Regions from separate parts of the Homo sapiens genome. Here region 2 is linked to region 1. A link is a loop called in an ENCODE intact Hi-C map of the cell type or tissue named here. Cell type or tissue: dorsolateral prefrontal cortex. All regions are shown on one strand. Each heading gives the region's core, and the rest is flanking DNA. Links, peaks and the distances in the headings are about the cores only.

The links. A loop is a pair of places that touch in the nucleus more often than their neighbours do. Peaks named below come from ENCODE experiments on the same cell type or tissue, not always from the same donor. Only the 100,000 strongest peaks of a DNase experiment are listed, where the experiment ranks them.
Region 2: a loop joins it to region 1, with 2.6 times the contacts of the local background. A loop is called at or near these places in 2 of 110 quality-filtered maps.

Annotation. Positions count from the first base shown.
Region 1 is chr3:107,950,918-107,962,705 of GRCh38, forward strand. No RefSeq gene overlaps it. Among named protein-coding and RNA genes, the nearest start is that of LINC00636, 74 kb to the left of the region's middle. RefSeq lists a silencer at 2,912-3,112. In dorsolateral prefrontal cortex, for the core only: no CTCF peak of the experiment used is centred there; DNase peaks (open chromatin) are centred at 6,144 and 6,454; H3K4me3 peaks cover 1,475 bases; H3K27ac peaks cover 2,654 bases.
Region 2 is chr3:108,031,647-108,043,434 of GRCh38, forward strand. LOC124906265 (a long non-coding RNA gene) reads right to left here and starts at 8,281. Exons shown (of 3, transcript XR_007095995.1): 1 at 7,711-8,281; 2 at 4,152-6,926; 3 at 1-2,582. It overlaps CD47 (CD47 molecule), which reads right to left. Exons shown (of 11, transcript NM_001777.4): 11 at 11,445-11,788. In dorsolateral prefrontal cortex, for the core only: no CTCF peak of the experiment used is centred there; no DNase peak of the experiment used is centred there; H3K27ac peaks cover 2,130 bases.

The sequences.
Region 1 (11,788 bases), core at 4,416-9,415:
GATGCTTACATTGAAAACCTATGAAGTCTTATGTTTTTATTTCAGAGATACTTTATTTTCATTAATGATTCAGCCTTAAATGGGTATTTAGCTCTAACAGTTCAGTCCCCTGCTGATACTTTTTCTGTCAAGCATATAGAAATTTATAAATGAATTACCAAGCGAACTCCTTATTTAAAAGGAACACTTAAATTAATTCACTGTGAAAATAAAATTTCTGCTCTCCTTAACTCACCCACTCAACATAAACAGTTTATTTTCTTTATAGCATGTTTTATTAAACAACAAAACACAGAGAACTGGGCATCCTGTGACCTAGATTCTAGACACAGTTCTTCCATAAATAGGTGAATTTGGACAAGTCATACATAAAAGGATGGATTAATGCCAAGTACATTGCAGGGTGAGCTTCTCAAACTTTACCGTGTGTACTCGTCAGAACTCCCCAGAGAAACTGAAGCAATAGGAAGTGTATTGGAACCTTCCTCAAATCCAAAGTGAACTAGTAGACTTTTTCACAGAACCTGAGACAGAGTGAGAGAGAGAGAGAAAGAATGAGAGAGAGAGAGAGAGAGATTTATTTTAGGGAATTGAAATTTATTTTATGAAATTTTAAGGAATTGGAGTGTCATGTAATTGTGGGGATAGGCAAGTCTGAAATCTGTAGGGTAGACTGCAGATCCAGGGAAGAGTTGCAGTTAGAATCCAAAGGGAAGGTCAGTCTTTTTTCTATTAAGGCCTTTAACTGACTGGATGAGGCCCACCCACATTATGGAGGGCAATCTATTTTGCTCAAGGTCCAACTGATTTAAATGTTGATCTTATTTGAAGAATTTCTTCATAGAAAATTCTAGAATAATGTTTGAACAAATATCCCGGTACTGTAGCTTAGCCAAACTGACACATTAAATTACCCATCCACCATGCCGAAGAAGCACCTGGGGAGCTGATTTCTGGGCTCCATCCTCAAGACTCAGATTCTATTTTTCAATTCTAAGGAACTCCCCAGTGATGCTGAGGCAGCGCTTCCAGGAGTTATTCTCTGAGAAGCATGGTTTTGGTCTGCTATTGTATGATCAAGAGCTAGGCTGTTCTACAGGTGAGGAAACTGAAGCCCAGAGTTAAGAAGGGGCTTGTCCACGGGAGCTTGGATAGTTGCAAATTATGACCCAAGTCTTCAAATCTTAGTTGGGCTCTTTCCACTTAACACACTGCCTGCCATGTAGTGCAAATGAACTTCCTTAAAATACAGCCTTGTAATTGAACCTCCCTCAAATCCAAAGTGAACTAGTGAAACTTTCCACAGAACTTGACAACCTGGTCCTAACATTCATGTGTAAGAGAAAACGGCCAGGAATAATCAAGGAAATTTAGAAGAAGAATAAGGAGGGAAGACTCATACTACCACATCTGCAGGTGTGTTATAAAGCTACAGAAAATATAACAGTATGCTATTGACAAATAGACCATTGGAGTAGAATTGAGACTCCATTGTCAAAACATAAATATTTGGGGAGTCCATGGCAGAGGTAGCATTATGAGAAAAAGTTAAGCTATCAATAAATACTGCTAAAAAGTGGCTATTCATGTGAGAAAAAAATAGACTTCCTACCCATACTACACTTAAAAATAAATTCCAGATGGATCCATGTAGAAGCAAAATTTTAAAACTTTTAATAGAAAATTTAAGAAAAATGTTTTTATATCAGGGAAGATAAGTGTTTCTTAAATGAGACATAAAAAGTACAAACCATAAAGTAAAATAATAATAAGCCAATATTTATTAAGCTATTCTATGTACTATACAATATTCTGAATATATAATCTAACTAACTCTTGTAATTCTCATGAAAACCTATGAAGCAGTTATTATTATAATCTTCATAAAAGACAGAGGCCTAGAGAGACTATTATCTTCCATATCTTGTGTGGTAAGTGGTAGAGGTGTCAGTTGAACCCAGGCATTCTGGCTCTATACTACCTCTCAAGATAGAAACATTGATTACATTCAAGTTAAAATAATACATATTAAATGAACTAATTAAAAGTACAACCCAAATACAAGGAGAAAATCTTTTCAATGCATGCAACCATCAAAAGAATATATATATATATATATTTGCAAATCACTATGAAACAATCCAATAGGAAAACGGGCACAGATTATGAAAAGCCAACTCGTCAAAAAGGCACATAGCCAAAATTACATGAAAATATGCATGTTAGTAAACAGATAAATCAGTATAATCACTTTGGAGGGCAATTTGGCAATATCTACTAAAGTAGAAGATATACATTCCCTATAATCTAGGAAACCCTTTGTGTATATAAAGGTAGTGTTGGCAGAGTTGCTATAGCAAAACACTGAAGGAAATAACTCAGTAAAGAAATGGTTCAATAAATTGTGAGATAATTACATTTTGGAATGCATCTAATACATCTAGATGTGTCTGAACAGATAAAGTTCAAAAAGAAATGTTGAGTGAAAAACAGGTAATTTGAACAGGATGTATACCGCATGACAGCACTTGGACAGATCCCAAAATCTCATAAAATCTTACTATCTATTGTTATGGGCACATAACATTGCCATGCATAGATCAGCTTCAGAATAATGGTAATTCTTGGGAGATAGGGGAGTAGGGAGGTGTCGTGCCAAACCCCTATCAACCTCAGTAGGGATGGCACCAGATTCAAGAGGCTGAAGAAGAGACTGGGAGCCAGCAAACAAGACATGGGGTTTTACTGGAGGCTTACATACAAAACATGGGGTTTTACTGGAGGCTTACATACAAAACATGGGGTTTTATTGGAGGCTTACATACAAAACATGGGGTTTTACTGGAGGCTTACATACAAAACATGGGGTTTTACTGGAGGCTTACATACAAAACATGGGGTTTTATTGGAGGCTTACATACTGTCAAGTGGTGGTGGGCTGGACAGGAAAACCACAACCACTTGCAAACAGCATGCAGCTGATACGGCATCTTCACTTAATACCCTCCCCCTAACGACCTTTATCTGGCAACCTTCATTTAACCCAAAACTCAGGGCCTCAATTCCCTAACAGCCCGTGTTCCATGGGACAGGCAGGGGGCTCAGATGTTCCTCATAGACAAGGAATGAATCTCTGGGCTGGTCACTCCTGGATTCTCTAACTCAGAGCACACATTCAGGTGCATCTGCCAGATAGGGTCATTCTAAGGGTACGCTTAAATTAATGCTATTAGATGTGTTTACAGGAGGAAATAGACAGGAAGAGAGGTTTAGCTTTATCTTATTTTCTTTATTTATGAAAAAAAAAAAAGAAAAAGAAAACCTTAAGGAGACATGGCAAAATGTTAAGATGTGTTAAATCTGGGTAGTGGGTACCTGAGTGTTTTTTTTTTTAATTTTGTATATATTTGTAATTGTTCATAATTACATGTTTTTGAAGAAATAAAAATATGATCACCACTTTCATTATTTTTAATACACTATTGTAGTTCTTTTTCCTGGTGATTAAAATGCATGGGCTTTCTCCTTTCTGCATATTATTTTTTTTAGGTATCCTTTCTACACATTTTTTATAAAATCCTAGAATAGGAAGGAGATGTAGAGAACATTTGTTCAAATCTACTGCTTGACAAAGGCACTTCTGAATTCAAGTTGGTGTTCCAGGTAAAAACCCTTGCTAGAATTTTCCTTTATGCTTAATAATCTGGAAGATATGGTTTTGGTTAACTATTTTGTTTCAACTAAGTCAATGTCCATGGATAATGAGTTTTTTTTTTAATGCAGACCATAATCAATTACACCTAACATTGATACTATGCTGAAAACACAGTTTTATCTGTAATGACACAGTGACTGCGAAGAATCTCAGTGTTATCATCATAGTCTTCAGTTATTATTTTGGTTATATGTGAAAGCACCAATTGAAAGAGAACTGATTGGCAAAATGTCAGATAACCTGGAGTAAGGAGAATACAGGAAGAGGTGAGAATTACCCTTTATTGAGGTATTGTAGGTGTGAAAGTTGTCAGAATCAGAATGGAGTCAGTCATGTTAAAAAACCAACACACAAACAAAAAACCCTAACATATATAGCTGGAGAAGGCTATGAAGAGAGGGTTCTCATGCTCGTATGCCCAAAAATAAAACCACCACAAAAGACTCTGCAAAAACCACAACTTTGTGCAAAAGCCACCATAACCTTACACAAAAAATACTTCTGCAAGGACATCTGCCCAGCAACTGCCTGTCAACCTCAGACAGGCGCCACCTTGTTATTGATTTTTGTAGCCAAGGATAATTGCCTCAAAACAATTCTGTAATAGTCCTCCTCATTTCTTCTTTAAAAACCCTTGTCTCCCTTTACTTCCCTTAATACGCATATAATTTACTATGGCACGTGTATTCCCATTGCAATACTCGATTCCCAAATAAACATAATTTTCTTTTAGAGAGCCTCTCTCTGCTATTTAGGTTGACATGGGAGGTGCTTTAGATATTTGATTTTCTGCTAATCTTGCAGCAACCTGTAAGGTAGATGTTGTTATATTCTTTTTTCAGAGGTTCAGAGAGATGAAGTAATTTGCCCTACCTCCTGTTGAAAAACATTACCTCAAACCTGAAAATAGGCAAAAAGATGCCTATATATCCTTTCAATATCAAACTGGGCCCAGGGGATTATTAATTCTATTGGAGACTACACCTTTGTTTGATTTACTGTTTACTATTGATTAGGACGAGAGTCTATGAATCTGTGGTTAGCTGGTAGATTTTTGTTTGATAAAAATGCAAATGATTTCTGTTCAATAAAAAGTATAATGTCAGAGGACATTATCTATCTACCTATTTATCTATCTGTAAATATACATTTAGTCTTTTTGATTCTGGAATCAATTTTAAAATCCTAATGCTTCCCTCATTAATAATAAAATTTTACGTGTATCTTCGTATTTTTCTACGACAAAGTTTTGACTTACTATAATTTATACACTGAAGATCTTACAGCTTATAACTGGGAAAGCCAGTATGCAAGCCAGGGCTTTAGCTCTAGAGCTGATGCTTTTGCTCCCACATCCACTCTTTCTGGCCATATGTAGTATACTGCATTACTGAAAGCTTATGTTGAACTAAAAAGCTAGTCCTCCAACGTAGGGGTAGGGAAAAATCTCATTATCAGAAAAACAGTCCGATTTTTCATTTATCTGAGAGGAATGAGATGGAGAAATCCTATCTCTGGATATGAATCTCCTAATATATAAAGACCTTATCACTTGGACCCATACAGTTGCTCCCTCCTGTAAGTTTCTTCCCTCTCCCCGTCCAATAAATAAAGGAATAGAATAGATTATCCACAATTTTGTACTTCGTATACCCCTTCATAGTCTGGGTTATATTGAATGCGTACTGTAAATGACTAGTCACTGTTCCCACCCTCAGCTTCTATCACCATCCCTACGCAACCAATTTCCAGCTCTATACCAAATCCCTATAACCTAAGGCATTTTACAAAAATAGCTATATTCTATAAACTCCAGGAACATACACTCACAAACAGATATGGTAAAATCACACTTGTTCAGTTTAATCAAGAAAGTTTGGACTGAATTAGTGAAAATATGGAATTGTGGAGTATTTTTAAAGAACTGAAGTAGTATTAATTTCAAGTATCTATATGATGGTATTTCAGTTATAAAACTATGCATGGTATTTGTCCTTGGGGACTTAATTAATGGAAAGATAAAAGTGGTATGTAATCAGCTTATCAACAGAAGGAAGAAATGTGAGCATTTCTTAAGTGATTGCAAAGTTTGTTCTCTTAAGCAGGTTAAACAACTCCCAGTTTCCTTGTAACCCTTTCCAGATTCAAATTAATGCAGAGTATCATGTCTTCATAAAAAATATCGACTGAGCTCTTTCAAATCCAAAGCAAGGATGTGTGAACTAAAGAGGTTTTATTGCTTCTACATTTTTTCCTGTAAGTTCCTTCAATTAAAGGAGCTAATTACTTAGTCCACATCCCTGGTAACACCATCTTGAAACAAAATGTTGGACAAGGTCTCCTGACAACCAGTGGCCACCACCCTTTTGCTCAGAAAATGGGGGCTACTGTTGTACCAGCCGGAGCCCAGAGGACACAGGCGGGCAGCTGGCAGCACTGCCTGCTCATGCTAATGATCCCAGTCCAGCGCTTCCCTTCTAGGGAAGAAGGAGGACAGAAGTGGATGCCAAGTTCTTGCACAAGGTCAAACGTTTCTGGAGGAAAGGAGCCAAGGTTAGATTAGCAGTGAGAATGACATAGGAAGCTGGGTGGAGAAAAACACCGGCTGAGGGGGAAAAGTCTGGAAACACAAATGGAGACAGCAGTAAAAAGTAATTACTAACACATTTCCCAACTTGGAAAGCCAGCCACATCCCACACCAGGGCCAGACTCAGAGCTCTTCTGTTCCAAGGAGGTTGGAGCGGGCTCAGGGACAGGAAAGGATTTTGCAAGCCAGCCGCCTCCCTCTCACTGGCTTTGGAACTGTGCGCCCTGAAAAGTGGAATTCATCTTGAAAGAGAAAGCAGAGGACACTTCTGCCTAAATTCTCCATTAAGATACACATTTTCCATACATACAGTGTAGCCATCCTTTCAGTACTACTCAATAGCAAAAGATAATCAACATCGAAACAAAGGAAAGGGAAATCTTTGAGGAGAATGTAAGCTTTTGCAAACCTAAAATATCTTCCTTCTCTGCCTTTTATCAACATCACTGGAGAAGAGAAACTGTTTGTGGGAGGGACAGACCCAAGGAAAGGAGGAGGAGGAGGGAAGAAAGGGGGAGGGAGAAGAGAAGCAATGCTCTCTGGTGTCAGGGAGAAATTCACGACTGGATTGACTGTTTTGACAGTTGATTTTTACTTTTTTTTCCCTCCAACTTCAGAACCATGACAGACAATTGCTGAACATCAAACTAAGGAGTGAACACTTCATCAGATCTGCTTGCCTTAACAACAAAAATAGCCAAAATGTTAAGACAGTCAAACTAGATTGATTGTTTTTGATACAATCTGTGAGTGGTTGACCCAAGAATTCTCAATCTAATCACGCCTATAAATACAGAGACTGTATCCACAGATGCAAAAGCAGCCAGAGGACAAGTGAGAAATTCGTCAGTCACCTGGATGCCTCATCTCTACAATGGCACTGAACAGCATGTGAAGAGACACCCGCAAGGGTCTGTGAGTGGCTTCTGGGCGCTGGGTCTCACAGGAAGCATCTACTTTAAAAGCTGGGAATGCTGATCCTTTCAGTTTCTATCAAGAAGACAAAGTCTGGCTTATAATAGAAAAACAGATTCCCCCAAATCATTGTCTAGAGGTGTTGAATCACACATGAATGTCAGCAAATGATGCCAACTATGGATCACTTTCCTGGGGACTTTATCTGGTGTGAACCAAGAGAATCCTACTTCATGCATTTTTTTAAACATCCACAGATAACTGTTGTGCTGTGTCATAGACCAAAAGGGAAATTACATTTTTCTCATAATTGGATTTGGTACTTGTAGGCTTTCCTGAAGACAAGGAAAAGGAAATTTATTTTAGATTCTTAAAAAACCTTGAACTAAAAAATTTCAATCAGCATATCAGGTGCCTATCTGAATTCAACCACCACTGTGGCAGAGATGGATGACTTCGTGTACCGGTACAGGAGAAAAGGGTTCCTGAAGCTTCATTCTTGTTTGTTTGTTTGGTTGGGCTTTTTCTTTTCATTCTGAGTTCTAAAAAAGTTATTACTTGATAGCTTGGTGGCAATGCAGTCTGTGTTGAGAAAATAGGAATTGATTAAGAAGTGAGAGACTGTGAGAGACTGAAAATGAGTAAGAAAAAAAAAAAGCCTACAAAGCATTTACAGTGTAATTTTCCAATACAGATTTGAGTAGATACTGCATGCACTTAGAAACAGATGCATTGTCAAGCCTTTATTATTGAACAAAGAATAATTTTTGAGTTTCCCCTTTTTAAAAAGAACCCAAGAAAATACAATGCTAAAATCTATATATTAGCACAGCATTCATTTGAATGCCTAATTGCTTGAGACTTGCAAGATTCAGTCTCAACTGGTGGAGGTCCTGACATAGCTAGCATATGGCTGGATGCTAAGGAAGAATGGTTGCAATGATCATTTGTGGAAACAAAACATTAATCTATAAATATCAATTTGCTGGGCTAATTACCAAGGATGTTAACTTGATGTATTGATTATTACAAAATAAATCTGTGGATACATTTAAATGTATGTTTGTCATAGTCTGTTTTGCATTGCTATAACAGAATACAACAGACTGGGTAATTTATTTAAAAAAATATATTTTATACATCTCTGGAGTCTGGGAAGCCTAGGGTCTAAGAGCCACATCTGATGAGGGCCTTCTTGCTGGCTGGGACTCTCTGCAGGCCTCGAGGTGGCACAGGGCATCACATGGCAAGAGGGCTCGTGAGAGACAGCCAAGAAGGCATTTACAGCAAACCGACTCTCATGATAACTAGCCCACTCCCTCAATAACCCATTGATTCATTAATTCATTAATCCACTAATGGATTAACCCATTCATGATGACCTAATTACCCCCAAATGATTCCACCTTTAAAACTGTTGCACTGGGGACCAAATTGCCAACACATGAACTTTTTGGGAACACATTTAAACCACAGCAGTGTTTAAAACCTGGCATCACATCTCCTTAATATGTTTTGTATTTTATAGTACCTCCTACTTTCCTTATTTAAATTGATCCACACCACAGTCCTTTGAGGTAGACATTTCCACTGGACTATGCCAGCTAATATACATTAATATGCTGGCGTGCTTGTATTTCCTTACATCTTGAATTGCTAAGAGCTAAGCTATTCTTTACACAAGAGTGGTTGCTAAATGAACAGGAAAAGGATGTGACCCAAACACAATCCACTCTGAGGCCAGCAAATTATCCCTTTCCTGAGAATTTGAACCAAGAAATTCCCAAAGAGTAAGAGAGTGGTGAGAGCTGATGTTGAAATGTCTTAATGTAGAGAGATGTGGCAGAGGCCATGATGCTAGCTGAAGTTCTAAGAGCAAAAACTATGAGTCAGCGGAAGTGATAAGGAAGAGACAAAGAGACAGCAGAAGGTGATTAGGGAGTAGGAGGGAGAAAATGAAAGGTAGAGAATAGCCAAGTCAGATAGATTCAAGAGCACTAGAGTGAGATTCCATGACCTCCTACTGTTAAGGTCATGAAGATCCACCTCCAGTTCCGGGACAGCTGTAGTTCCTGCTTTTAGTCTGCTTTTCTTTTTTTCTGGCAACCCTTGGTAATACGAATGAGTCTCTATTCCTTGCATTCAAAGGAGTTTTATTAAAAAGCATTGTCATCCTCCATATTGCTATTGAGAAAACTAAAGCAAAGAGAGATTATAGGTCATAACCACACAAGCAGAAAATGGTAGAGCCAAGACACATGCCAAGATTTTTCTAGAATTGGTGCTGATTCCAGTGTATCATACTATAGCAGTTTCCAAAAATGGCCCCCAAATCCTTTGAACCTCCATTCATCAGAAGGTGGTGCCTATGTCCCCCTCCCAGGGGTCTGAATGGGGTCTGTGACATCTCCAACCAATGGAGAATGGTAGAGGTAATGCTGCATGATTTTTGAGGCTAGGTTAGAAAAGACCAAGCAACTTCAACCCTGCCTTCTGGGAATGTTTGTTTTTGAAACCCAGCTACTATGTCATGAGGAAGCCCAACCTAGTCCATGTGGAGAGACTATCTGGAGAGATCCTGAGACTACAGTGGGGAGGGAGAGAGAAAGGAAGGGGGAAAGCGGGAGGGGACTCTGGCCAGTTCTCAGCGGCTCCAGTCTTCCTTTCCTCTCTCTGGCTGTCTTCTTTCGTCTCCCACTATTTTAAGTCCAACAAGTGTTTGACTGCAAGTACACAAGAGACTCAAACCAGATTCACTTGAATGACACCTTCCTGAATTCCTGGATTCCCACAGAAACTACCAATAAAATGATTATTGTTTTAAGCTATGTTTTGAACATAGCAATGAACACTTGGTCTGAGCACTGTTACCAAGTATGTAATATGCTACATCCAGAACCTAAAAAGGCCCACCAGGCATTATGCTTCCTCCTTAGTGGTGGGAGGGGTAATATACAATACTTTGTTCTTTGCCTTGAGAGGGTTGTCATGGCATGCCCAAACCACTAGACCCCATCAAGAAATTTCCTTGATATTTCAGGGCCCTCAATCTTCATTAGATGTATTTTCCACATTCTGCAATTCATATGTCTCACCAAGTCCTCCAAAATGCTTGTGACTTCCTGCTTAAAGTGGAGAAATGTATGGTTCTCAGGAGCTACTGGTCTGGTCACTATACTAGGAGAGAGGGAAAGAGTTAACATAGTCCTGGGGCAAGATCATAAGTATATATTGCTGTTCATTTCAGTGCAGATCAATGGCTGCATGCCATGTGTGGTGTATAGGAGAAAACCAAACCAAAGGGCTTTTTCTATTCTCCCACTCAACAATCAACAACAGATCCCACAGGATGAGGGCTCAGTCCCACAAGACTGCCCCACACTTCAGATGGTAATCACAAGCTCAAGGTTGTCTGACCTCTGCTTCTGACCTACTGTCTGTAAATCAGGGCTCCTGTGACCACCTCCTTGAGTTCAACTAATTTGTTAGGGTAGCTCACAAAACTCAGGGAAATACTTACTTATGCTATCTGGTTTACTATAAAGGATATTACAAAGAAACAGGCGGATGGAAGATATACACAGGGCAAGGAATGGGAGAGGAGGAGCTTCCATGCCATCTCTGGGCACACCATCCTCCAGGGATCTCCATGTGTTCTGCTATCTGTATGCCCACTCAAACCCTGTCCTTTTGGGTTTTTATAGAGGCTTCATTACACAGGCATAATTGATTATATCATTGACCATTAGTGATGAACTCAACTTTCAGCCACTCTCCTTTCCCTGGAGGTCAGGGGCTGGGGCTGAAACTTCCAACCTTCTAATCCCATAGTTGGTTCCCTGATAACTGGCTCTTATCTTGAGGCTATGCAAAAGCCCACCAAGAGTCACCTTATTAGAGCAAAAGAAGCTCCTGTCGCCCAGAAAATGCCAAAGGACTTAGGAGCGCTGGGTCAGGATCCAGAGTCAAAGACCAAATATTAAAATACAAGATGCTTGTAGCACCCCTATTCATCAGGAAATTATGAAGGCTTGAGGAGCTCTGTGCCAAGGACTGCTGGCAGAAACCAATATGTGTATTTCTTATCAGTTTCACAGCATGTATTAGACACCGTGTTAACTTGCTCTAGCAAAGACACCACAATTTGTACAGCAGCTACAATTGGGGCTGCTACTTGGTAGAATTGTCGGTTGCCCAAAAATTCATACCAAGAAGCCACATGGCTTTTATAGATGTAAGACTGGTCAATTAAATAGGGATAGGGTGTGGCTTCTAACCCTGCATCCTTTTGATCTTCAAGATGGACTCTAATCTCTGTCATTTCCTCCAGGATGCAATATTGTTTTTGATTTAATGTGTTGTCCAGAGTTGATGGAGTAGTATCAGAGGCTTCTTTGGGCTTTCCCATTATAATTCTTACCTTATAGGCCAGAAAACCAATAGAGGGGTTCTGTCAATTGCTTCTTCTAATTAGGTATTCAGAAACTAGGGAAATGACCACTGGTTGGGCCCATACACGTAGTTGATCTACTATGAGCCAATTTTTATCCAGAGTCCTCATTTGCACCCT
Region 2 (11,788 bases), core at 3,959-8,958, 80 kb after region 1:
CAAAATACTATTGACTGAGTGGCTTAAGCCACAGACATTTATTTCTTACAGTTGTGGAGGCTGGGAAGCCCAAGATGAAAGTGCTGGCAGATCCTGTGTCTAGTGAGGGCTGTCTTCCTGGTTGGCAGATAGCCGTCTTCTTGCTGTATCCTCGCATGGTGGAGAGAGAGATCTCATGTTTCTCCATTTCTTTAATGAGGGCATTCAGCCCATCATGAGGGCCCCACCCTCACCCTCATGACTTAATCTAACCCAGCCCCTACCTCCAAGTACCATGAGGGTTAGGGTTTCAGCATATAAATTGAGGGGAGGAAGACACAAACACTTAGTCTATAGCAGGTGAATTGGCTGCTTCCATCCTGGCTTGGAACTTCAGACATAGAAGCCTTGGGACTTTCTCAGGACTTTCTCCAGATCTGACTCATGCTCAGCAAACAAGCATCTCTGTGGATCACGTGACCTTAGCCAGGGATGTTGGTGAAACTGTGTGTTGGTCTAGGTACCTAGCCCATGCTAGGTGCTCATCGAATAGCTTTAGTGGGTGACTGTGACTGAAGAGGCATCCTGGGCTGTGCTTTCACACCACCAGTGCCAATGCTATGCATTTGCTCTTTTTCTAGCATTTTTTTTTTTTTTTTTTTTTGAGATGGAATCTTGCTCTGTCTCCCAGGCTGGAGTGCAGTGGCATGATCTTGGCTCACTGCAACCTCTGCCTCCCAGGTTCAAGCAATTCTCCTGCCTCAGTCTCCCAAGTAGCTGGGATTACAGATGTGCACTACCATGCCCTACTGATTTTTGTATTTTTAGTAGAGACGGGGTTTCACCGTGTTGGCCAGGCTGGTCTTGAACTCCCGACCTTAGGTGATCCACCCACCTCGGCCTCCCAAAGTGCTGGGATTACAGGCATGAGCCACCGTGCCTGGCCTTTAGGATGTTTATATGCTCTCTATGCACCATGATATTTGCGCCCTGGCGGAGCAGTCTCAGTTCCACTTCTGAGCTGGGATGAGTATTTAGCTCCTTCCCCATCTGATGCGAACTAGGCAACACTACAGAGCCAGAGGCAGAAAACAGGAGGGCTTCTCACCTGTCCTTGTCCATGAATAGCCAGTGCTCTGCTGAGGACTCCAGGAACCCACTCTTCATGATCAGCCTCAATTGGCAGTGGCCATCTCCTCTGGCAGCAAGCACAAGTGGACTTCTCTTCCTGCCCACATCTGCTAGATGAGGGTGACCCTCTGGAGAGAGGCTGGGAGAAGCTAGCCAGCCTGTAACCAGTGGGCTAGTGTGTGTACATATTGTATGCATGCTGGGGGACAGAAGAGGGTGTGGGGAAGGGCAACTTGCTTTCCCCAGGTGAAGGAGTAAGGAAATGTTTCCTTCCCAACCTTCTTTCTAGACCAGCTAATACTCCAGTTTCACCCTTTGGGCAAGTCATTTATCTGTCTGAGCCTGAACTTCCTCATGTATATGAAAGATGGAGAAGACCATTGTAGAAATTCATGTTATTAGTATTCCAAGCAAAAGAGCTAAAGGTTGGTCTCTCAAATTCCTACCCCTTTGAAGACCGATGGATAAGATTCTTTAAGTTTGCTGCAGGTGATTAACTATGCAAGGGCTAAAGACAGCAGAACTCTTGCCAAAGTAGCGTGCCACGGTAATTCTGCCATGACCTATGTAAGCAGAAATGGGTGGATAAATAGTTGCAGACTATCTACAGATTTCCGTCTTCCAAGTCTTCCAGGCAGAGGCTACAAAATAAAATACCCTTAAGAGCCAGGCAGGTAATGAGAATGAGTGGTGCATGCCGGGGGTTTGCATAGTAAATATTAGCACTATTCCTTGCTTCCACAAAGGCGCTTTCTGCACTTGCTGGTAAAACACACAGTCCTCTGGGTATATGTTTTGTTTTCTCACATTTTGTAGATTCATGAGCACAGAGAAATATTTCTGCACTACAAGCAAAACACTAAAATATAGGCTGAAGTAGCAACAGTGGAAGGAGCCCTGGAGAATTGGGAAGCATGTACTCTACCCAAAGAGGACCTAAGCTGTGCAACTCCAGCTCACCGTTCAGGGAGGGGAGTAATGTGGGCCCAGTGTAGCCAGAACCTCTACTTCTTTATTTAAAAGAAGCTGGAAATCCAGATTTTTAAAAACGTAGAGTCTCCTGCTTTTGCTGTTTTTCTTTTTCTTCTTTTTCCCTTTTAATGGTGCACATGTATTTTTTAAAACTTTGTGCACACGAAATAAAACCCACCTCCTGGTGGCCTGTCTGCCTCTTACCTTCCACATACCACACTGAATTTTGAAGGGTTCTCGCTGAATTGCTCCAAATCTGACATTCTGGGTAACCCTCCTCATGCAGCTGGGAGCCTTTGGAATCTTCACAACCAGGAGGGCTGTGTCTTTGACCTTGATTTAGGCCTTGTGTCTTCAGGGCATGCCAAGGGGCCGGTGCAGGCTGGACAGAGGTGTGATCTCCTTTTCTCAGCATAATTTCCTTCCTGGGGTCTTCATATCGCCCTGAGGCAGGAGCTGGGGTGCTGGCTCCTTCTGAAGGTCGCTTTTCTGGCCTTTGCCTGGGTGGAGATTAGAGAAGAAAGGTGATCCTGGAAACCTGACCAGCTTCCCGAGAGAGATGATAGGAGAATAGCGCTGGGTGAGCCATTGAGACATCTGGGCCAAGTCCTTCATTTTACAGACAAACAAGCTGAGATGCAGGAAGCCACAGCATCTTATCTGGGTCCCCAGTTCATCAGCAACAGCTAAGGGGTGAGATCCCATGTTTCCCACCCCACCACCCGATGCTTCATCCACTGTGCTTTTTGGCCTCTGCCTCCACCAAGTACACTCAGCCCCTCCCAGCCATCTCTGGAGTTTAGTTGGGATTTGAACTGACTGAATGATGGGACTTTAGTACTAAGCCTGGGGACCTAGGCAAGGCCAGAGGAAAAGCTGACGAAGGGAGAGGAAGAATCAGAAACACTCATTTTCCTCTGGCTGTGAGCAGAATTCACCTGAGATGCACCCGGAAACGGGTCTGTTGCTTATTTTGTCACCAGGGTCTGGGGTTGCCCATGTCCACAGAGCCTATCAGGTCATGAGGGACAGACCTAGCAGTAGCATTTCCATGGCTCTCTACCAATTTTCACTGGTCCGTTGCTTGATATTCAAATGAGCACCTTTCTCACTGCCAGTGAAGGGGCTGCTCCCCTGTGGAAGGTATCCTGACAGGGAAAGCTTGGCTTAAAGAATTGCTTGTCCTGTGATTTCTGACCTATGATTTGCTATTTAATCCTAAGTAGCTATTTTTTTAATCAAAAGTTTCAAGTTTCTCCCAACACCACCCTTTAAAAAAAAACTGTTAAGAAATGGGGAAATGTGTGGATTTAATTTTTTTTGTTTTCCTGCTTATGACTGGGGGGGAAGAATGTATAACATTTGTTGAGCTTCTAGTTATATTCTGCTAGGCCCTTTTATATACATTATTTTATGTAGTCCTCAAAACATTTCCAGAGCCAGGCATGGTGGCTCACACCTGTAATGCCAGCAGTTTGGGAGGCCAAGGCAGGAGGATTGCTAGAGCCCAGGAGTTTGAGGCCAGCATGGGCTACATAGTAAAACCCGGTCTCTATGTCTCTGCAAAAAGTTTTAAAAAAATTAGCCAGTGTGCTGGTGCATGCCTGTAGTCCCAGCTACTTGGGAGGCTGAGGCAGGAGGATTGCTTGAGCCCAAGAGATCAAGGCTGCAGTAAGTCGTGATCATGCTATTGCCCTCCAGCCTTGGTGACACAGCACTACCCTGTTTTAGGAAAAAAAATTCAGGATGTATGTATTACTATTTTAAAAAATGTCCTATGTAATAAATGAGGGGATCAAGGTTCAGAGAAAGTAAGAAATTTACTAAATTTATATACCCCATCTTGGAGGGACTGTGTCTGATCCTGACTGTATTCTTCGGCCTTGCATAGCGCCCAGCACAGAAGAAATGCTCAATAAATAGCTTCTGATAATGTTATTTCCAGGGTAAGAGAGCCAGTAAATGATGAGCCTTTCATGAAAGATTTAAAAAAAAAACACACCAAAAAAACCTTGTGAGATGAAGAAAAGAAAGACATTTGCATCAGTAATAGTGAAAGAAGAAATTACTTTGATTTGTAGACCATCGCATCTTTCTTTCAAGGATTTGGCTTTATTTGGCGTGGTATCTCACTTGTCTTTTCACCAGTCCTGGCAACATTCCTGACAAGTGAGAGGAAGTGAGACAAGAAATGATACAGTAAGGGCCAAGTACGCAACTCCAGGGCCAGGCATAGTCATTGCCTGCTTGGGCCCCACTTCCTTCCTGCACCCCCGGGGTCATCAAAGCACACTCTCTCTTCAGATTCCTCTGGAGACAGGGGTTTCTGCCTCTTACCCCATCCCCTTCACCTGGGAGAGAACTGTCACTAAACTCAGCAAGGAAGACTTTCTCACCTTGGGTTTTCAGTTAATGGGGGTAGACACAAAACAACTAAGGACATTGACTGCGGTAAGGTATTTAGACAAAGCAGGTAGAAACAACCCCTGACCCCCAATCTATCTTCCCCACATCTGACCTTTAATGTGTACTAAACAAATTTAGTTGAAAAGAAGCAAAACCTTAAGTAAACATTTTGCTGCACATTTATGTATTGCTTTTATTGTCAGAAAAAAAATAACACCACATTGATACTTTTAGCTATAGTTCTAGATACAAGCTTTGCTTATATTAACCCAAAATGGTATGTTTGCATCAGAATCACAGAGTAAGAGTTATAGAAGTGGCTTTACAGTCACAATTCTTCTAGAAGATTTCTGTACTCCAACTGGAGATCTATAGACCTGTCCACTGCAGGGCAATGGGAAGTTTGCATGAGACTCCTAAACACACACCCCTACCGCTACCCATCTTGAAAGCTTGTGTGAGACACAGAAGTCTTGATTAAATGCAGATGACAGTGTCCTGAGTTGATTTTTCTCATTTAACATTAGACTGTCTTGATTTAAGTAGCTCAGTAAGAAGTGAGACATAATTGGGTCTTGCTTTTAATTAAACATAGACATATATTTATTTATTTACTAGTACCATTGAGATACTGCTTAATTTTCATTAATGCTGTTGACTTTTTCTCTCCTTAGAACAACATTCTTGTTAATCGTGCGGCTGCAATTAGTTGTCCTGTGTTTATCTTTCCGGCTCCACAGCTAATTCCAGCGTAGAACCAATTTATTTATAGTTTTCACTGCTCAGAACATCCTACCCACTGAAAATTCACTGATAATGCCATAACTCAGAGTGTCCTTTTATTTCTGGGTGGAAGGAAGCAAGGGATTGGTTTGGAGGCAGAAGCGAGAGGGAGGTATCAATAAGATCCTCTTCATTCGGTAGCATAGAACGGCAATGTTCCTAATGAAGGACACAAACATACGCTTTCTGATAGAATCATGATGCTGGTTTTGGCTCTCTGCATCACTTTCAGTTCCCTCAGAGGCAGACCACAGCCTAAGAAAGAACTCTAGTATAGTTATTACATTCCTAAACACCAAACAAACATAAACAGGGAAGCATCTTTTAGTGGAATGTGACATGCTGATTCACCACACCTCTGGCCAAGTTGGGAGTCAGGAGCTAAACTGCCCACATATTAGGACAGTTTAGGTTCCCTTTCTATGGAAAATGTATACTTCTGTAAGCATTAAAGGCTTAATAGAAAACCATGCCTTAAAATGGACTTGGGGCCTTTAATCAGGCTCTCTTAAAGCAAGTTTCTGCGCTCCACTCGAAGGACTTAGGCCAGTTAGCCTCGCGTGGTGTTTTATTCCTGCTTGAACTGGGCACCATCCGTGGCCATATGAGTAGGTGGAGAAGAGGTAAATAGAAGCCACTTCCAATTCACAGCATGTCACCAGCTGCCTTTTCTGCGTTCCGCAGCCACTCAGGAGGACTGATGGAACAAGGACTCTAATCATTTTAGAGAAGAGAGCAGGCTGATTACAGTATAAACCTAAGCCTTTCAAAACCCCCGACTGAAATACTTCCATTTGCTAAATAATATTTACTAGGCCTCAATATTTTCAACAACCATCTTCACTCCCAAATACTTGGATTTAGTTTCTGCTGGTTATTAGCCTAAAGACAGCTCTAAGTTCTTAATCATATTCTTTCTGGTGTGATTGGAGAGCCTGCTCTTAACATATTTTCAGAGGTCTTGAGAATCTGTCACTGACGTGAATAAATAAATGAATGAGCTGAGTGATGTTGGCAGGAGGCACGGGGTCCCAAAGCCTCTGTGTGTGCTACAGGAGTGGGATCCTTTCCTTCCACCTTCTTTGCATTCCAGGAAAGGGCAAATAGGATTACCCAATGCCAAATGTCACCTTCTGTCCTCTGCTTTCATTAAGGAACCGGAGGGTGGCCTAACATGAATATTGTGCTTGGAATGAACATGTCTGCAACTTAGCTGCACTTGTTATATTATTTTATATTCTTAGTCATTTTGTGTCCTGTTTGCTTCTTTGCCAATAACCCAGCATAGGAAAATACATATTCCAGCATATGTTATGTTCATCGCTAGACTGTGTCATGGTAAGCTTTTTCCACCTTGGCCAAAGTATAATAAGAGGAAAAAGATAAACAGCTTACACATATTGAGAACTTACATTGAGCCAGGCACCATGCTACCCACCTGACATGCTTTCTCTCATTTAATCTCCATTTTACACATGAAGACATTGAGGCACAGAGAAGTCAGGTTACGTGCACAAGGTCACACAGGTGGGGAAGTGCAGGCTGGGGCACTCGGCTCTGTGCACATTGCCTCTCTTCTAAGTGCCTGCACTGACAGCCAATGCTTTTCATCAGGTGCTCAGAAGAGATGAAACCTAGGAGCACAGGAAGCACCTCTACTCCATGGAAAAAGAAGCAATTATCAGAAAACATCGAAGCTTCTGTGGCTGTCTTTCAAGGGCAAGAATAAATGCGGTGAACTATCCTTGAAGGCACTAATAACTGGGCTGCTGAACACCACCACGGCGATTATTGTTTTCCGGGCTGACACTCGGCCGGTTTTTTCTCCTTTTTACTTTCAGGCTAATAATTAGATTTAAATCCGTGACAGGACTCTAACCATCACCTCAGGGGGTTCTAGATTTCTTTACTATTGCTTGCAAAGATTTCATTTTAAAAAAGCCCTTTGAAACTATAAGTAAGTTACACTAGCAACAGCTTTTAAAAAAATCTATTATCTTATTGAGTCTTTTGAAGAACATATGCTGCTCTCTCCCTCCTAACCTTGAGAGACCAACCCTTATTTTTATCTCCAATTTGAAGAATAAAAAATGCCCAGGAGGACGAGTGAAGGCAGAGTCATAAAATGTGGTTTTCACCAGCACTGATGTCACTGCCAGGTTGATTTGGACAGCCCTCGGAATGTGTTGAATCAGGAATTTCGTTTCGTTTTTTGATTACAAAAATTTTTTCCTATGTATAGTGAAAATTATTACGGTGGCTTTGCTTCTCAGGGGTTGAGGAGAAAGAACTGTTCTTTATATGAGTAAATGACGCTCTTGACCTCTGTGGCAGGTTGCTTTGAGCAAGGCAGTTAGAGGCGAGGTTTCGCAGAGCGCATTTTACCCACCACAGCCCTGCTCTCCTCGGATGCCCATGCCGATGGGCGAGTGCACTCACCTGGCTGTGACCGTGGAACGCCGCTTTTCTCAGTGTGAAGACACCTGGCCCAAACAGGGCACTTTAAACCCTTTGAGGAATAAGATGGAGTCATATAAATAAGTAACTGGCTCAGGTGAGGACCCACTGGCAACCTGGCCTCATTAGCACTGTTAAAGCAACAGAGTCGTCTCCCTGGAGGCTCTGTCACACACGAAACATCTGTTCTGGGGCCTTTCTGTCACCTTATGACTGCTCTGGAGAATCCCAGTTGCTTCTGAGGAGAAGACAGAGAGCCTGTTGGTCTCCGTACTGAGTCTGATCTATCCACACAATAAAGAAAAACAATTCTACCCAGAGGCCCTAGGATAAGCTGTGGGAAACTAGTCCAGCCAAGCCCTTCAGCGAAGGTTTTTCTGGAAGAATGTATTTAATACTTTTCCAGAGATATAAAAAGAATACAAGAATATTTAATTTTACTTGGCTGGGCGCGGTGGCTTACGCCTGTAATCCCAGCACTTTGGGAGGCCCAGGCAGGTGGATCACCTGAGGTCAGGAGTTCAAGACCAGCCTGGCCAACATGGTGAAACCCTGTCTCTACTAAAAATGCAAAAATTAGCCGGGCATGGTGGCAGGCACCTGTAATCCCAGCTACTCAGGAGGCTGAGGCAGGAGAATCGCTTGAACCTGGGAGGCAGAGGTTGCAGTGAGCTGAGATCCTGCTATTGCACTCCAGCCTGGGGGACAAGAGTGAGATTTCATCTCAAAAAAAATAAATAAATAAAAAATAAATTTAATTTTACTATAGTGTTTTTGAAAAAACTTAAAAAAAATTTTTCAGTATAACTTCAAGGATAATTCTTTTAGGCAATTAATAAATGCCCCATCTTCTATCATCATCAACTTAAAGCAGAAAGGTTCCATAATTTTCTGACAACTTTCCTTGAGCAGAAATGAGAAAAACTGATTTTTGTGGATGTTTTCAAACATATTCCCGCACAGGATCCATGGTAATCTTTTCTGTTCCATGGAGTAATAGTCGTTAGCAGACAATTCCCACTGATAGCTAGGCATATAGCTAAAGACAGGAAGAGACATGGGCTCTACTGAATCCATGATAATCAAATTTAAAAACCTAAGATATGTATCTAACCAATTCAATTGTGAGAAGTGAATACTTGATAGTATTGCAATAAACAAAGGTTTACTCAGGTTACCAAACATATAGAACTTGCACAAGTGACAATTATAAACATCACATTCCAAAAACGTTTGGTTGAGCTGTGGATGGAAACTTCCCAGAGAATAAGGAGCATTCCTAGAATGAGCTGCCTGGGAGGCAGGGGCTGGAGGCAGCCGCCACAGGGCTCTCATCCCATGTGGTGGGGCCGCTAGTCCTACAACTGCTGGAGGAGGAGGCTGCAATGGTAGGGAGAGCAAAGGTTCCAGTTGTTCCCAGTTAGCATGCCAGAGACATATTTCCCCACAGAATCTGTGACATATATGATGACTGGTAGAGACACAGGACACAGGTCCTGTGGACCTGTGCAGGTCCACTCTGCCCACAGTGCAGCTTAACTACAACACCCTCCACAAACAGTATTTTTAATAAAAATGAGCAAAACTTAGAGAGCTCCATGAAAGACATATTCCATGCTTTGTTATTTTAATTATTATTATTATTTTTTGAGAAAGGGTCTCGCTCTGTCTCCCAGGCTGGAGTGCAGTGCTGTGATCATGGCTTCCTGCAGCCTCTATCCAGGGCTCAACCGATCCTTCCACCTCAGCCTCTCAAGTAACTGAGACTATGGGTGCCCACCAGCACCTCCAGCTATTTTTTGTATTTTTTGTAGAGACAGGATTTTGCCACATTGCCCAGGCTGGTCTCAAATTCCTGGCTTCAAGCAATCCACCCACCTTGGCCTCCCTAAGTGCTGGGATTATAGGCGTGAGGAAGTGTCTGGCATGTGTTATAAACAATACATTAAAATTTTTCAAATAATCCATTTGTTTAGAAAGTCAAACCACTTACAGGCTGTTAGTTTAATCTTGAAGAATTTCTTAGGCAACCCAGAGAAAATTAGGAAGCAACATTATAGTTTTGTTTTTTATTAAGGGAGGCCTATGATCAGATAAGATTATTTTCAGTAGAGGCTTCCAGAAAGCCTGTCCATTAAGTGAGCAATGGTAGCAATATTGCAGTCTGGCTTCAAAACTGACATAAAATTGCTGTCTTTAGACTTACAAATCAATTCTGTCCAAACTGGACTTCTTACCAAGCATTTCTCATCATCCAGATTTGGAAAATATGCCTAGTCTTTCACAACTGGCTATCATCAGAGCTGAAAAGTTGCTGCCTGCTATTCAAGTGATTAAATAAATACTTGCTAAGTATATAAGAGTTCTAATCATTAAGTCCATTATTCTATATAGTCATAGATACATAAAATAACCAGGCCAAGTATCCATAACTTAGGGGTAAATACTTCATTTCCCTCTGATTTGGTGAATGGGTACTTAGTATGAAGCTTACAAAAAATAAAGATTACTTCTAACACCAAACACTGCCAATTGGGCTTAAATCTCTGAGCCACTGGTAAAACCATGTCTTACCTGCATAGTGTTACCATATCCATTATTTTCTAAAGCTATCAAAGCTAAGGCCTTGAGGCAGAAAGGTGCTGCACCAAAATGAAATTCAGTTGCGTTTGGAAGCCTACCCCTCCGTGGGAGTTCAATCAGGTTGAGTACAGTTCTGTGCTGCACAGAGCAGCTTTCAGTGCAGGAGGCAGGCCATTAAATGCTTTCTGAACTCCATTAGTTACCCCTGCTGAGAGTGAAAAGTTCTCGTAAGTGCATAAAATTTAAATTGCCTATGAGGTAAGAACGAGACGGTATTTTGCTGCCAAATATTATTGTCTGTTCAAATGGTCTACGATCACACATATAATGCAGAATCATAGAGTACAGACCTGAAGGAATGAAGCGTTGACTAGGAATACTGTGCCCCAAATCAAATGACATCTCATCATCTGGAAAGACCCCCAGAGTTTTCTTCAGGTGAACTTCCCCCCGGCCTGGCACCTCCAGCCAGGTACATGTGCTCAGATGGAGCCCAGCACCTCCACTCCAGTCTAGACTCGGGACTCAGCCAGGCCCGATCAGAGCGCCAGAGACACTTGGCCTCAGTGACTGAAGGAGGCATGGCACGTGACCCAGTCAGAGCACCGAGGTGAGGTGCAACCCAAGGTGGACAGGACTATTAAGAGAGAGACATGCGCTCTTTTTTACCCCTCTACTCTCCCTGAACCTGGAAGAAAATGGGTTTGGGATTGCAGCTTGCCATTTGCCATCACAGGAACCTGGGAGAGTAAAGCCACACGAAGGACAGTGAAGCTGAGAACTGGCAAGATATTGTGTCCTTATGACACTTTTTGGAGGCCCAGGATCCAGCTGTGTGTCTGAATTTTCAGGTTATGTTAGCCAATAGATCCCATTTTTCTTAGATTTAAGTTTTCTTTCACTTGTAATCAATAGTCCTAACTGATAATTAAAATGGAGAACCATACATTTCAGTCTTGAAGAGACTTATCTCATTCTACAGGCAGAGACGGACACTGAGATCCAGGGAAGTAGCTTTCCCAGGTCCTCTGCTAGCTGGTAGTGTAGCCAGGACTAGCACCCAGGTCTCCTGCTTTCTCATGTGATGTTTTCACTGCACCATGGAGAAAATTAAAAAATAATTATGAAACACATTGGACTGATTTAAAACTTTTAATTAAAACTCTGCTCTAATTAAAAGCTTATTGGGTATTATACTCAAAAAATTCATAATTAATATTTTAAATCATTCTTTACATTGTTACCTAGAATATAAGCAACTTAAAAATACATTAATAAATTAAATTTTTCAGAAATGTGCTTGTGGTCTGCTGTAGCAGCAATAGAAATAGCCCAACAAAATAGCTTAAAATGTTTTATTAAGTATATATAATATTACAGGGTAATATTTACAAAGTTATGTTTTTTTTTAAATAAAAAAGTACCTTGGCAAAGATTGCAGATATTCAAAGCTTTAAACAGTGATAAATTGATTTAA